Regions from separate parts of the Homo sapiens genome. Here regions 1 and 3 are each linked to region 2. Evidence: chromatin loops called from intact Hi-C (ENCODE). Cell type or tissue: PC-9. All regions are shown on one strand.

Evidence for each region. Peaks named below come from ENCODE experiments on the same cell type or tissue, not always from the same donor. Only the 100,000 strongest peaks of a DNase experiment are listed, where the experiment ranks them.
Region 1: it touches region 2 in a loop (10-fold over the local background); 3 of 110 quality-filtered maps call a loop at or near these places.
Region 3: it touches region 2 in a loop (4-fold over the local background); 2 of 110 quality-filtered maps call a loop at or near these places.

The regions. Positions count from the first base shown.
Region 1 is chr6:133,629,755-133,633,754 of GRCh38, forward strand. The region is part of intron 4 of TARID (TCF21 antisense RNA inducing promoter demethylation); the gene reads right to left. Among named protein-coding and RNA genes, the nearest start is that of EYA4-AS2, 180 kb to the left of the region's middle. In PC-9, a CTCF peak has its summit at 1,771; a DNase peak (open chromatin) is centred at 1,927; H3K27ac peaks cover 894 bases.
Region 2 is chr6:133,835,664-133,839,663 of GRCh38, forward strand. All of the region lies in intron 2 of TARID (TCF21 antisense RNA inducing promoter demethylation), which reads right to left. It overlaps LINC01312 (long intergenic non-protein coding RNA 1312), which reads left to right. Exons shown (of 3, transcript NR_027030.1): 2 at 1,930-2,061. Among named protein-coding and RNA genes, the nearest start is that of LINC01312, 17 kb to the left of the region's middle. RefSeq lists a silencer at 2,302-2,351. In PC-9, CTCF peaks have their summits at 431 (motif pointing left), 2,297 (motif pointing right) and 2,501 (motif pointing left); a DNase peak (open chromatin) is centred at 2,318; H3K4me3 peaks cover 1,147 bases; H3K27ac peaks cover 1,032 bases.
Region 3 is chr6:133,743,859-133,747,858 of GRCh38, forward strand. The region is part of intron 4 of TARID (TCF21 antisense RNA inducing promoter demethylation); the gene reads right to left. Among named protein-coding and RNA genes, the nearest start is that of LINC01312, 75 kb to the right of the region's middle. In PC-9, no CTCF peak of the experiment used is centred here; DNase peaks (open chromatin) are centred at 1,843, 2,093 and 2,703; H3K4me3 peaks cover 1,346 bases; H3K27ac peaks cover 2,701 bases.

The DNA of each region.
Region 1 (4,000 bases), 210 kb before region 2:
GATGGAAGTATGATTTTGCCATTATTTTTATTTGGAGATTAAGTATGGTTCCAGAAGATGTGTATGGATGTAAAATTGGCAAGATGTGGACTGTGGTGGTCAGTTTTACCTTGCAACCTGGCTAGGCTATAGTCCCCATTATTCAATCAAACTTCAATCACAATCTAGCTGTTGCGATGAAGGTATTTTGTAGATGTGCTTAAAGTCAATAATCAGTTGATGTTATGCAGGGAGATTATCCCAGATAGTCAGTGTGAGCCTGAATCAATCAGTCAAAGGCCTTAGGATCAGAACTGGGGCTTCCTTAAGGAAAAAGAAATTCTGCCTGTAGATAGCAACCTGAAATTATGCTCAGGACTCTCAGCTTGCCTTTCTTGGTTTGTCCTGTGGATTTCAGACTTGCTTTGACATCACCAAGAATTGCACAAGTCAATTCCTTGCAATAAATCTCTTAGTATCTCCTACTGATGTTGTTTCTCTGGTTGAATCCTTACTGATATAACTAAAAAAACAAAAACAAAAACAAGAAAATACCAAAAACTTCCTTGTCTTATAATCTTTCTTGTGTCAATATTAATTTGTTTACTCAATTTCTTTCTTCTTTAGAGAATAAATTTATTGAAATCAAGATCTGGATTTCTCAAGTCTTTGAAGCACTAAGCACAAGGCCTTATCTAAATGTATGCTCAGTGAACAATAGTTAAAGAAATCTCAGTTTTAAGTTTTTCTCTTGTTTTCTGGTTTTCATTAGCTATGAAGGACTTGATCTTGAGGCAGATGTGGCTGTGGAGGACAAGCAAGTATTTCAGGCTTAAAATTACATTTCATTCCTAACATGTTTTCATTTGTAAATTATTCTTTGTCTCCACTAATTTGCCACAAAAAGTAATCTTACAAATGGCTTTCAAGTGTCACTAGGCCAATAGTAACTGAATTTATATTTCTAAATTCGTTGCCACAACTCACTTTTCCCCTTAAATATTTTTATCCTAGCCTTTTACTTTCATTCCAATTATCTTGGCTGATGTATTCATAAGTATCTTCCTCCAGAAAACTTATCTAGGCAATTTGGTACACATCATTTAAACTGAGGAATCCATTTCCTTGCTTATTCATTCATCCCTCAAGTAATTACCAAGTATCCACTATGTGTAAGGCACTAGGCTACATAATTTAGTGTGTCGGGGCTTCTTAATGACCTAATCCAATTATTATCCTGTGACAAAAACTAATCATAAAAACATAAAAACAAAAGCCTTTGCCCAAATTTGCCCAATTAAGTATTTTCATGTTGGTTAATCTTTGAGTCTTTCTCCTCTAAATTTGGGTTAGATTAATTCTATAAAAAAGGCTAAGCATATTTTTGAACTGCCCTTGTGGTTTCTTTCTACAGCAAACAGACACACAAACACACACACCTAAACTTTTCTAGATGTTCATATTACTGAAAATGAACTCATGCACCCACACAGATAGACCATTTTGACGTGTCCATATAACATTGGCCATAAACAATCACATATTTGCATAAAGTCTGGTGGTATAGTCTTTCCATTTTTATTCTTTTCAAAATATTGGAAGAAGTAGCAGTCAGACTTCCAGAGAAATTTCCCTTTGAGGGTTAAAATCATGTGCTCCCCAAATCCAGTCTGGAGCCCTCCTTCTCCACCAGGAAAGACCAGCTCAGAGCAAGGTTCTGAAATGGATCCATCAGATGATATTGACCACAAAGAAACAGCCATGAAGCCTGCAGTAGTCCCATGCCTGGAGTCATAACACAAATAATATCCTAGAAATGCTCCACCCTGCCTTGGACGGGGTCCTGGAGTGAGATTATTCTGCATTCCATGCTATAGAGGGCTGTGTTGCAGTCAAATTCCTGAGCATGACCACTGCCACAATGCAACTGTTTACTCCATCTCTAAATGTCACATCAACATGACCTTACAGAGGTATTTGTTTGTGTGACTCCTCATAGCAGGACCTTCTCTGTGGCTGGGACATTATGAGCTGTTAGTAAATATGAGAGTAATAGGAGAAGAAGGAAGAAAATTGAATGCCAAACAAACAAAAAGAATGGGGAAAAAGGAAGGAAAGAAGAAGAGATGAAAAAAGAAAAAATATGACAATAATAAAAGTAACATCTAAGGGCTTAATGTGTGTCAGGCAATAGTCTGAAATTCAAATGTTTACATGTTAATTCACTTAGTCCTCATAATTTCCTGGAAAATGTTACTATTATTATCTCCAGTTTCTAGATCAGGAAACTGGGCACAGAAAAATGAGAGAGCTTGCAAAGTTAAGGAGGAGCTGGGATTTGAACTCAGAAAGTCTCACTGCAGAACCTGAACTTATAAATGCTACACTCTTCTACCTCTAAATAAAAAACAATAACAGTGAAATTAAGTGGAAAAAGGCAAAGAATTGGAAGAATTCACTCAATAAACATTTCATTCAATAAATATTTATTAAGCAATTCAGAAAGATACAACTTCTGTAATCAAAGAGCTTGCAATTAAGTGGAAGAGAGAAAATGAAAGAAACAGAAAATGAAAGAATGCAACAGAGTAAAAGATTACAGGAGAACTTTATGCTGTACCAGGTCTCAGATTCATACTGGAGAAAGCAGCTATATCTGCCCAGGGGATGGTGTTGCGAGAGTTTCTACAGGAAGCAATATCTGGGCTGACTCAGAGAACCAACACTGGCAGCCGTAAAAACTGTGGGTTGGGAGAGGTGAGGCCTGAAAGGGGGACAATTAGGGTCTGCTGTAACACAGCATGTGAGAGCTGGTGAGGACCAGGCAGGAGCATTGACAGCTGGATTAAAGAGGGTGGGAAAAACTGAGATTAGATTAGGAGGAAGAATTGTCAAGAGCTCTTCATCAACATTAAAAAGGGATGTTGTGAGATGGTTCCCAGGTTTCTGACTTGGGCAACTTGATGATGCTGCCAATTTACCCAGAGAGGAAACAGAAGACAAAGAGAACTTTAAGGGTATTAGAAGAAGAAAGATGAGATAAAGATGATAAGCTATTGATTTTTGAGTTTGAAATCTCCATAAAGCTTCTAGGTTGAGATGTCTAGGAGCTGTATGGCAGAGTATACAAATCTGGCCAATATTAGTATATCACTTGCAATTAAATCCTTCAGAGTAGAAGGATCTAATTCTCTCTATTGAGAGAATATGGGTAATGAAAGAACAGTAAAGGATGGAACTCTAGAAAACAGTGCACAAAGGACAAAGAAGTTGAAGAGTAAGATAATCTATCACTCAAACCAAGGGGACTTCCACTTACAAAAAGATCAGTAATGATGTCAAATGCAACAGATGGCCACTTACAATACACAAGGCGAAGCATTCGTGGAATTTGCTGTCAGGTGATTATTGGCACCTAGAGCCTGGAGGGCAAGCTCTTGAAGAGAAGAGGATAACTTTCCCCATAAAAGAAAAAGAAAACAGAAGAACACACAAGATAAAGATGAATCTGTCAGTGTTTTAAATGGAGGGCAAAAGTTGAGGATAAACTATGAATTAGAGAGTGAACTTCATACTGAAATGTTAATGGAATCAATGACAGTGGTGAATATTTGAAATATCCACTGAGGGAAAAGGACAATTTAAAAGGTTGTCAGATGACAAAGAAGCCCACTTGGTACTGAGAAGGATCAATTTGCAGATGCACTGATCTGTGTCCTATCAGACTCCCTTCAGCAATCCCCCCTCGCAACAGGAGTTTGTGATTAGAGGGTGGGAACTTGGGTTTTAAGAATTAGTGGTGGAACATTATGAATGCTCAAAAGGAAAGGGAAAGAGTTAATGAGAAATGTCTATTTTCTGATTATCAATTGTTAAATTAAACATCTATTGAACACCTGTGTTGTGCTCTGTGGAGGGTGATTATTCAACTAATCATAAGCTTCACTGAACACCTACCATGTATGCTATACTATCTTAGGCACTGAACTTTCAAAGCTCTATGACACCTACCTTTAGGGTG
Region 2 (4,000 bases):
AAAATTTTATAATATACCACCTTAAAAGAATCAGAATAGCAAAAGTTCACAGATAATTTTCAGATGTCTCTGAACCTTCTTATTCAAAGTACTCTGCAAAGCACTAGAAAGGCATATGTACTTGGGTAAAAGAGTAAACACACACTGTCTCTCTCTTTCTGTTTTATCATATATATAAAATAAAACAGAGATATACATAATTATCTATATATTAAACATATATATCTTTATGTATATATCTTCCCCTTTAAAAATTACTGATATATATAGAGAGAGAATTTTATAGATAATTTTTAAAGAAGGGGAAATTATCTATATATAGATAATATTTTAAAGAAGAGGAAAGAGTTAGTTAAGACAAGTTTCTGTGTGTTGCTGACCCCTGTTGGGTGGAAAAATTAAAATTGGTCTTCTGAAAGAAAGAAAAGTGAATTCTCAACTCCCTGTACATGATCCTGACCGGGAACCTACTCTCATCCATTTCACTGATTCCACGTGTATGGCCATGGATGGGGACATTGGAGGCCTACTGGTTCTTCGAAGCCCTACTGGTTCTTCGAAGACCTGCTTCATTACCCAAATGTTATGCAGCTCATACCTCATTTCTTTCCTGAGACCTAGACTACCTTAAACTGAGAGGGAGGATCTCATCTTTCTTTCCCTTGCCCACCATACTCACACACACAGACATACTGACATACTCCCAAAACAAACACATGTCCCCCAAGCTTAAGTCTCTTAGGAAACAACCACATATCCTAATCTGGTCTTGATAGTCAGCTCACGAGAACAAAGGAGAGGAAGATTAATGTAGAAACCTGCACTAAAGGCTGAGTACAGTGGCTCAGGCCTGTAATCCCAACACTTTAGGAGGCCAAGGCAGGTGGGTCACCTGAGGTCAGGAGTTCTAGACCAGCCTGGCTAACATGGCGAAACCCATCTCTACTAAAAATACAAAAGTTAGGTGGGTGTGGTGGCGGATGCCTGTAATCCCAGCCACTCGGGAGGCTGAGACAGGAGAATCGCTTGAACCCGGGAGGTGGAGGTTGCAGTGGGACGAGATTGCACCACTGTACTCCAGCCTGGGCGACAGAGCAAGACTCCGTCAAAAAAAAAAAAAAAAGAAAGAAAAAAACCTGCACTAGAATAAGTCCTAGTTCTTTCTTTTCTTTAAAGACAGACAAAATGCGATGTTTTAATTCTCATTTTACCTAATAATAAAGAAAAGATGTACCATTAAAATCAAGTAGGAAATTATCCTTGTCTTATTGTCACTTTTTTAAAAATTGTGCTATTCTGCACAGACCAGTTTCTCTAGAATGTTCCCTTGCTGACTTTTCCTCTAGTAGTATCAGTTATACCGAAAATCAGTCGTACTCTTACTTTATTTTACTGGGCACTATCAAACTTAACAGAAGAGGTATATAAAGGCAGGGAGAACTACCATTGATATAAGGCCTCTTCCGGACCGAAACGCGCAGCCGCACCTCTCTGTTCCGTCAGGTGGAATAGGCCCCCGACCCGGGATCTCTACCCAAAAGGAGGCGGTTAGAACACAGGTGTCCTATTCCCTTTAGTCCTCCATCCTTTACTAGACAAAGCTGCGCAATTAGAATAATAAAATGCAGCCGGGAGAAATTGTTAACGCTTGTAATCCCAGCATTTTGAGAGGCTGAGGCTGAAGGATCGCTTGAGTCCAGGAGTTCAAGCCTGCAGTGAGCTATGATCGGACCATTGTACTTCAGCATGGGCGACAGAATGAGACCCTGTCTTTAATAATAATAATAATAATAATAATAATAATAATAATAAATCCAAAACATCAAGAAATTGGTTGTGCCCTTTTAAAATACACTTAGAAGGGGAACGGTTAGAAATCTTAATTTCAGGGATATTTTACTCCTAAACCTATTCTTTTTGTTTTTGCAGAGATTGATCATGCCTACAATGACAACTGGAAAACAGAAATGAAACCATATAAGCCAAGCACTCACGCAATCTTTGTCCTCCCAGTTGACTTAAGAACACTTGTGAAGAAAATGTGGCGTCTTTAGATCTCAGGTAAGGGATCCGGAGCACTGTTTTTCCTGATACACCTCCATCCTGCAGGGTAGTTGGGAGTGAGGTGTGCTGAGAAGGAACAAGTTGTCCGCTTTAACTTGACAAGGCACGGCTTCCCCCGCCTCCTACTTGAAGTATTCTAGTTGCTGAAATAAATGTTCAGGTGTTTTGGGTTTTGTCTCTTCCAGCTCCGCCCGTCTGCGCCTCTCCAGCAGAGGGCGCCTTTTCCACTGGGTCTCACTGTGGGCTGCTGGGAGTTTTATTCGGTTTGGGCCGGGAAGGAGCTGTGCTGGATCCGCGCCCCCTGCCTTGGCGCCGCCTCTGGCCCCCTGAGCCGTGGCCCATCCCATGCAGAATCAATCGGGGCTCCTCACTCCCGCGCCTGCTCCCCGGGGGCTGAATCCGCCCGCCCGGGGGCCAGGTGCCGTTGAGATCCCAGGCGCTCCACCTGGAGGCCCTATCTGGATCGAAACTCGCACTCGCCCCGCCCTCTTGTTACCAGTTCTCTCCGGGCTTGTGGAAAGAGTTCCCCAACCCGGGATATATACCCGAGAGGAGGTTAGGACACAGGTGTCCTATTCCCTTGCATCCTCCATCTTCTCCTACTCTGTTACTCTCCTCTTTTGTTAGTTTGATGGTGCCCAGTGAAATAAAGCAAAAGAATACAACTGATTTTCAGTGTAACTGATACTACCAGAGGAAAAGTCAGCAAGGGAACATTCTAGAGAAACTGGTCCTGTGCAGAATAGCAAAATTTTTAAAAAATGACAATAAGACAAGGATAAATTCCTACTTGATTTTAACGGTACATCCTTTATTATTAGGTAAAATGAGAATTAAAACATTTCATCTTGTCCGTCTTTAAAGAAAAAAAGAACTAGCACTTATTCTAGTGCAGGTTTTGTTTTGTTTTGTTTTGAGACAGGATTTCGCTCTTGTTGCCCAGGCTGAAGTTCAGTGGCGCGATATCGGCTCACTGCATCCTCCGCCTTCTGGGTTCAAGCTATTCTCCTGCCTCAGCCTCCCTAGTAGCTTGAATTACAGGCATGCGCCACCATGCCCGCCTAATTTTTGTATTTTTAGTATGGACGGGGTTTCACCAGGTTGGTCAGGCTGGTCTCGAACTCCTGACCTCAGGTGATCCACCTGCCTCAACCTCCCAAAGTGCTGGGATTACAGGCGTAAGCCACCGCGTCCGACCTTTTTGTTTTGTTTTTGCTTTTGTTTTTGTTTTTGTTTTTCAGACGGAGTCTCGCTCTGTCGCCCAGGCTGGAGTGCAGTGGCGCCATCTTGGCTCACTGCAACCTCCGATTCCCGGGTTCAAGCGATTCTCCTGCATCAGCCTCCAGAGTAGCTGGGATTACAGGCACCCACCACCACGCCCACCAACCTTGCCCTTCTTGCTGCAATCTCACCAAGACCGCTCTTGTCTCCTAAGTAGCTTTGGTCTGCCCCTTTCTTGGATTGTTTAAGATCGGCAAGGAACGGGGAGAGAAAGCGTAGCTAGCCAATAAGGAAACACGAACTGAAAAGTATTTCCGAAGCATCACTCCTGTCAGCGTTATTAGAGTACTGATGGCCCATATTACGATGTCGCTGGTTGTATGTCTTCCCCCGCACAGTGTCCAGAGCACCGTGAGGACAGGGCTGCTTTTACTCTACGTTTGCATCCTCAAAAGGTACAGCACCCAGCCCAGTGCTTGGCACAGAGTCTATTGATGATTGATAAATAATAATGTACGTCGAAATTTGGATGAGGGTTCTCATTTTTGTGTTCTTACTTTTATTTGAATTTGACCTTATAATTAGAAGTGCAGGGGACAAATATTTGCTACCATGTTGAAAATGTTAATACTATAACCCTGCTCATTGATACAAATATTAGTAAGACTATGCTAGCTAAAGCATCTGACTACATGTTGATTGTTATCAGGATAGT
Region 3 (4,000 bases), 92 kb before region 2:
GAGCCAAACTTTTGAGCATACAGGCAAATATCCCTCCTTTACTTTCATCTTCCAAATCTCACACAAAATGTCTCTTCTGGCTCAGGCAAACTTGGAACTATGCAGGGGATGGAATTCTGTTAAATGTACTTGCAAGGAGCTAAGTTGACACAGTGAAAAATCACCACAATCATAAAGGTAAAAATTTTTCAAAAATATCAATGTATAGAGCTGGGAGTGTATAGAATAATTTTTCATATGTGGCACTAAAGGCAAAAGATAGAAAGGAAAGACTGACAGATTTGACTTCATAAAAGTTATTTTTTAAATCTGTTAACAAAAAAAGTAAGCAAACAAGAAAAACATTGAGGGTAATATTTTCAATACAGCGATAGGCAAGTAGTCTGTTTAATTTTTTTTTTTTTTTTTTTTTTTTTTTTTTTTGAGATGGAGTCTTGCTCTTTCCCCCAGGCTGGAGTGCAATGGCGTGATCTCAGCTCACTGCAAGCTCTGCCTCCTGGGTTCACGCCATTCTCCTGCTTCGGTCTCCAGAGTAGCTGGGACTACAGGCTCCTGCCACCATGCCCGGCTAATTTCTTTGTATTTTTTAGTAGAAACGGGGTTTCACTGTGTTAGCCAGGATGGTCTTAATCTCCTGAGCTCGTGATCTGCCCGCCTCAGCCTCACAAAGTAGTCTGTTTAATATTTTTAAAGTTTTCCAAATCAATAAGAGACAGATGAGCATCTGTTATTTTATTTTATTTATTTTTTAAGAGATGGGGCCTCACTTTGTTCCACAGGTTGCAGTGCAGTGGCATGATCATAGCTCACTATAGCCTCAAACTTCTGGCCTCAAGGGATCCTCTTGCTTCAGTTCCCCAGTAGCTAGGACTAAATTTAAAATAAATTTTTAAATTATTTTCAGAGACTGAGATCTTACCATCTAGCCCAGGCTAGTCTGCAACTCCCGGGCTCAAGCAATCCTCATTCTCCCAATGTGCTGGGATGACAGACCTGAGCCTCTGTGTCTGGCCTTATATTTTATATATATAAAGGGTAAGGACTGTTAATTCACAAAAGAAGAATAAAAAAGAAGTAAAATGGCCAAAACACACTTTTAAGTATAAAATCCCACTGGAAATCAAGTAAAAGCAAATGGTTTCCCCCAACACATTGGCAAAGGTGTGAAAATAAATATATATTCAATTTGAAGAGGACATTGGAAAAATCAATACTTCAATGTATTCATACATTTTGACCCAGATTTTTAAAATTCTATTAATTTATCCAGAGAAAAACAATAATGGAATGCCTATCACATATGCCTAAGAAAAAAAGGTGCCTAATAAATATTTTTGAATAGATGTATAAAAATACTTTTGCAATAAGAATGTTTATAATAGCAAAAACTGGAAAAAACTGAAATGTCCCAGGATAAGGCATTAAATAAACTGTTATCTCCATACAGTGAAATACTGGGTAGCCATTGGAAATTTTCGATTAAAGGTGTGGAACTACATAGTCTATATATAAATAAATAATAAACCATTTAAAAACAATTTATATGATTTCATTTTTTTCAAGTGTTATGTATCTACACATACATACTCACTCTCCTACAATAAATAAAAGTAATGGAAGGATTTTTGCCAAAGTATTCATAGAAGTACTGTCGTTTTTATTTTCATTAAATATGCATTACTAACCTAGTACAAAGAAGCAATAAATGTTATTTTTAAGTACTGGTAAAAGTGTTGAATATTTGATAAAACTTTCTTTCCTCCTCCTTCCTTCCCTGAAATGTCTGTACACTTAGTCAGTGTGTGAAGTGTGAAAATGTTGAAAAGAGAATGACGAATTTAGCTGGAATCGATGGAGGAACCCTTCCTGTAAGAGGAGTCATTTGAGGTAAGTCTTAAAGGATGAGTACATTTTGAATGCAAGGGTAGGGGAAGGCAGGAAACCCCAGAGTGTGTGGGAGAAGAAGAGATGAATTCAGTTTGAGAGGCAGGTATTGAATTGTGTGTTAGACATGAAGCTGAAAGGTAGCTGGGGTTGAAACCACAGGTAGGCTTCTCCATCCTAATGAGAAGGCTGAATTTCTCCATAGGATACTTCCTCGTTCCACATTGGTGACTCACCTGGAGCAGGGCTTGGGAATTCTGTCTCTGCCTGGAGCTTTTTTTTTTTTTTTTTTTTTTTTTTTTTTTGAGAGAGAGTCTCGCTTTGTCACCCGGGCTGGAGTGCAGTGGCGCGATCTCAGCTCACTGCAAGCTCCGCCCTTCTGGGTTCACGCCATTCTCCTGCCTCAGCCTCCCGAGTAGCTGGACTACAGGCGCCCACCACCACGCCCCGCTAATTTTTGTATTTTTAGCAGAGATGGGGCTTCACCGTGTTGGCCAGGATGGTGTCGATCTCGTGACCTCGTGACCCACCCGCCTCGGCCTCCCAAAGTGCTGGGATGACAGGCGTGAGCCACCGCGCCCAGCCTGCCTGGAGCTCTTTAAAGGGCTCTGAGCCTGGGATTCTTGGGAGAGTTCCATTGCATTGTATGGTCACGGAGATTGACACAGGTGATTTTTTTTTTTAATAGAAAAGTGTTATCACTAACCCTTCTCAATATATTTTCTGTCCCCTTATTTTTTTAAGATGGATATCTCTAATCTAGGTCAGAGGAGGAGTGTGGTATGCCAAATTCTTTTGCTCTGGCTAACATGATTGGTAAATAAGTGAGAATTGACACTTTTTTTGTTCTTCTTCATTCCACATATTATTCTTGTATGACACTTTTCTCTGTAATGTGAACATGTCACTCTTGAAAGTAAGCCCAAGCCCATACATAGGTACAGGACCTCATTGCAAAGAGACAGTGCAGCTCCAAATTCGTGGGAATCCATCTCCGCGGTAGATGCTCCCTTCAAAACCCACCCTCCCAATTCTGAGTCTTCATCTGAATATGCTCATAGTTTGCCTATATTGACTAAAATAAGTAGTTATTTCAGGTCAAAAACATTATTTGTGTTTGTTGTTGTTGTTTTGTTTTGTTTTTTTTGAGACGGAGTCTCACTCTGTCGTCGCCAGGCTGGAGTGCAGTGGCGCGATCTCAGCTCGCCGCAACCTCCGCCTCCCGGGTTCAAGCGATTCTCCTGCCTCAGCCTCCAGAGTAGCTTGGACTACAGGCGTGTGCCACCACTCCCGGGTAATTTCTGTATTTTTAGTAGAGACGGGGTGTCCCCATATTGGCCAGGATGATCTCGATCGTTTGACCTCGTGATTCACCCGCCTCCACCTCACAAAGTCCTGGGATTATAGGCGTGAGCCACCGCGCCCAGCCAATTGCTTTTGAAAAAAGAATGATACCTAGTGTCCGCCCAATTTTATAAAATCAACTGATTCAATCAATTGGGTCCAACTAATTTGTACCTATCTTGAGAAAGGATTCTTCATCATTCATCAAGGGAAACCTCTGTGTTGTCACCCCTTTACAGACCCCTCTGTGTGACAGGACAGGTACTGTGGCTTGTGATGACTACGTAGGACACCATTTAATGCTCCATGTGTACCCCCAGCTAACCGACACTCAGGAGTAGAGATGAATCCCCCCAAATAATTACTGTATTTCCACTGATAAAATGAAAAGCACCATTATCAATGATGCTTCACCTTTAACTTCTAGAAATAATTCCAGAAAATCATTTTTTATTATTTCTTTAGGTCATCCTCCATACTCTTGAAATAATGTTTCTTCTTCCAACATTCTCCAAATTTAACTGACTCACCTTTTGTGTCATTTTCTCTAGTGTTTTGATGCTTGGTCAGTGAATGTAAAACACTAGCTAAAGCTTATATAATAAACAAAGATAATTATTTGAAATAATCTCTTCTAAATTAAAAGTATCTCCTCCAAGTAGAATTTGCTGTTTAACCAAACCACACAAGCACTGAATAATGAGCGTTCTGGTCTGTGGACTAGTCTAAAGGTGATCACTTCTACTGGTTAGTCACTGCTTATACTGCCAAC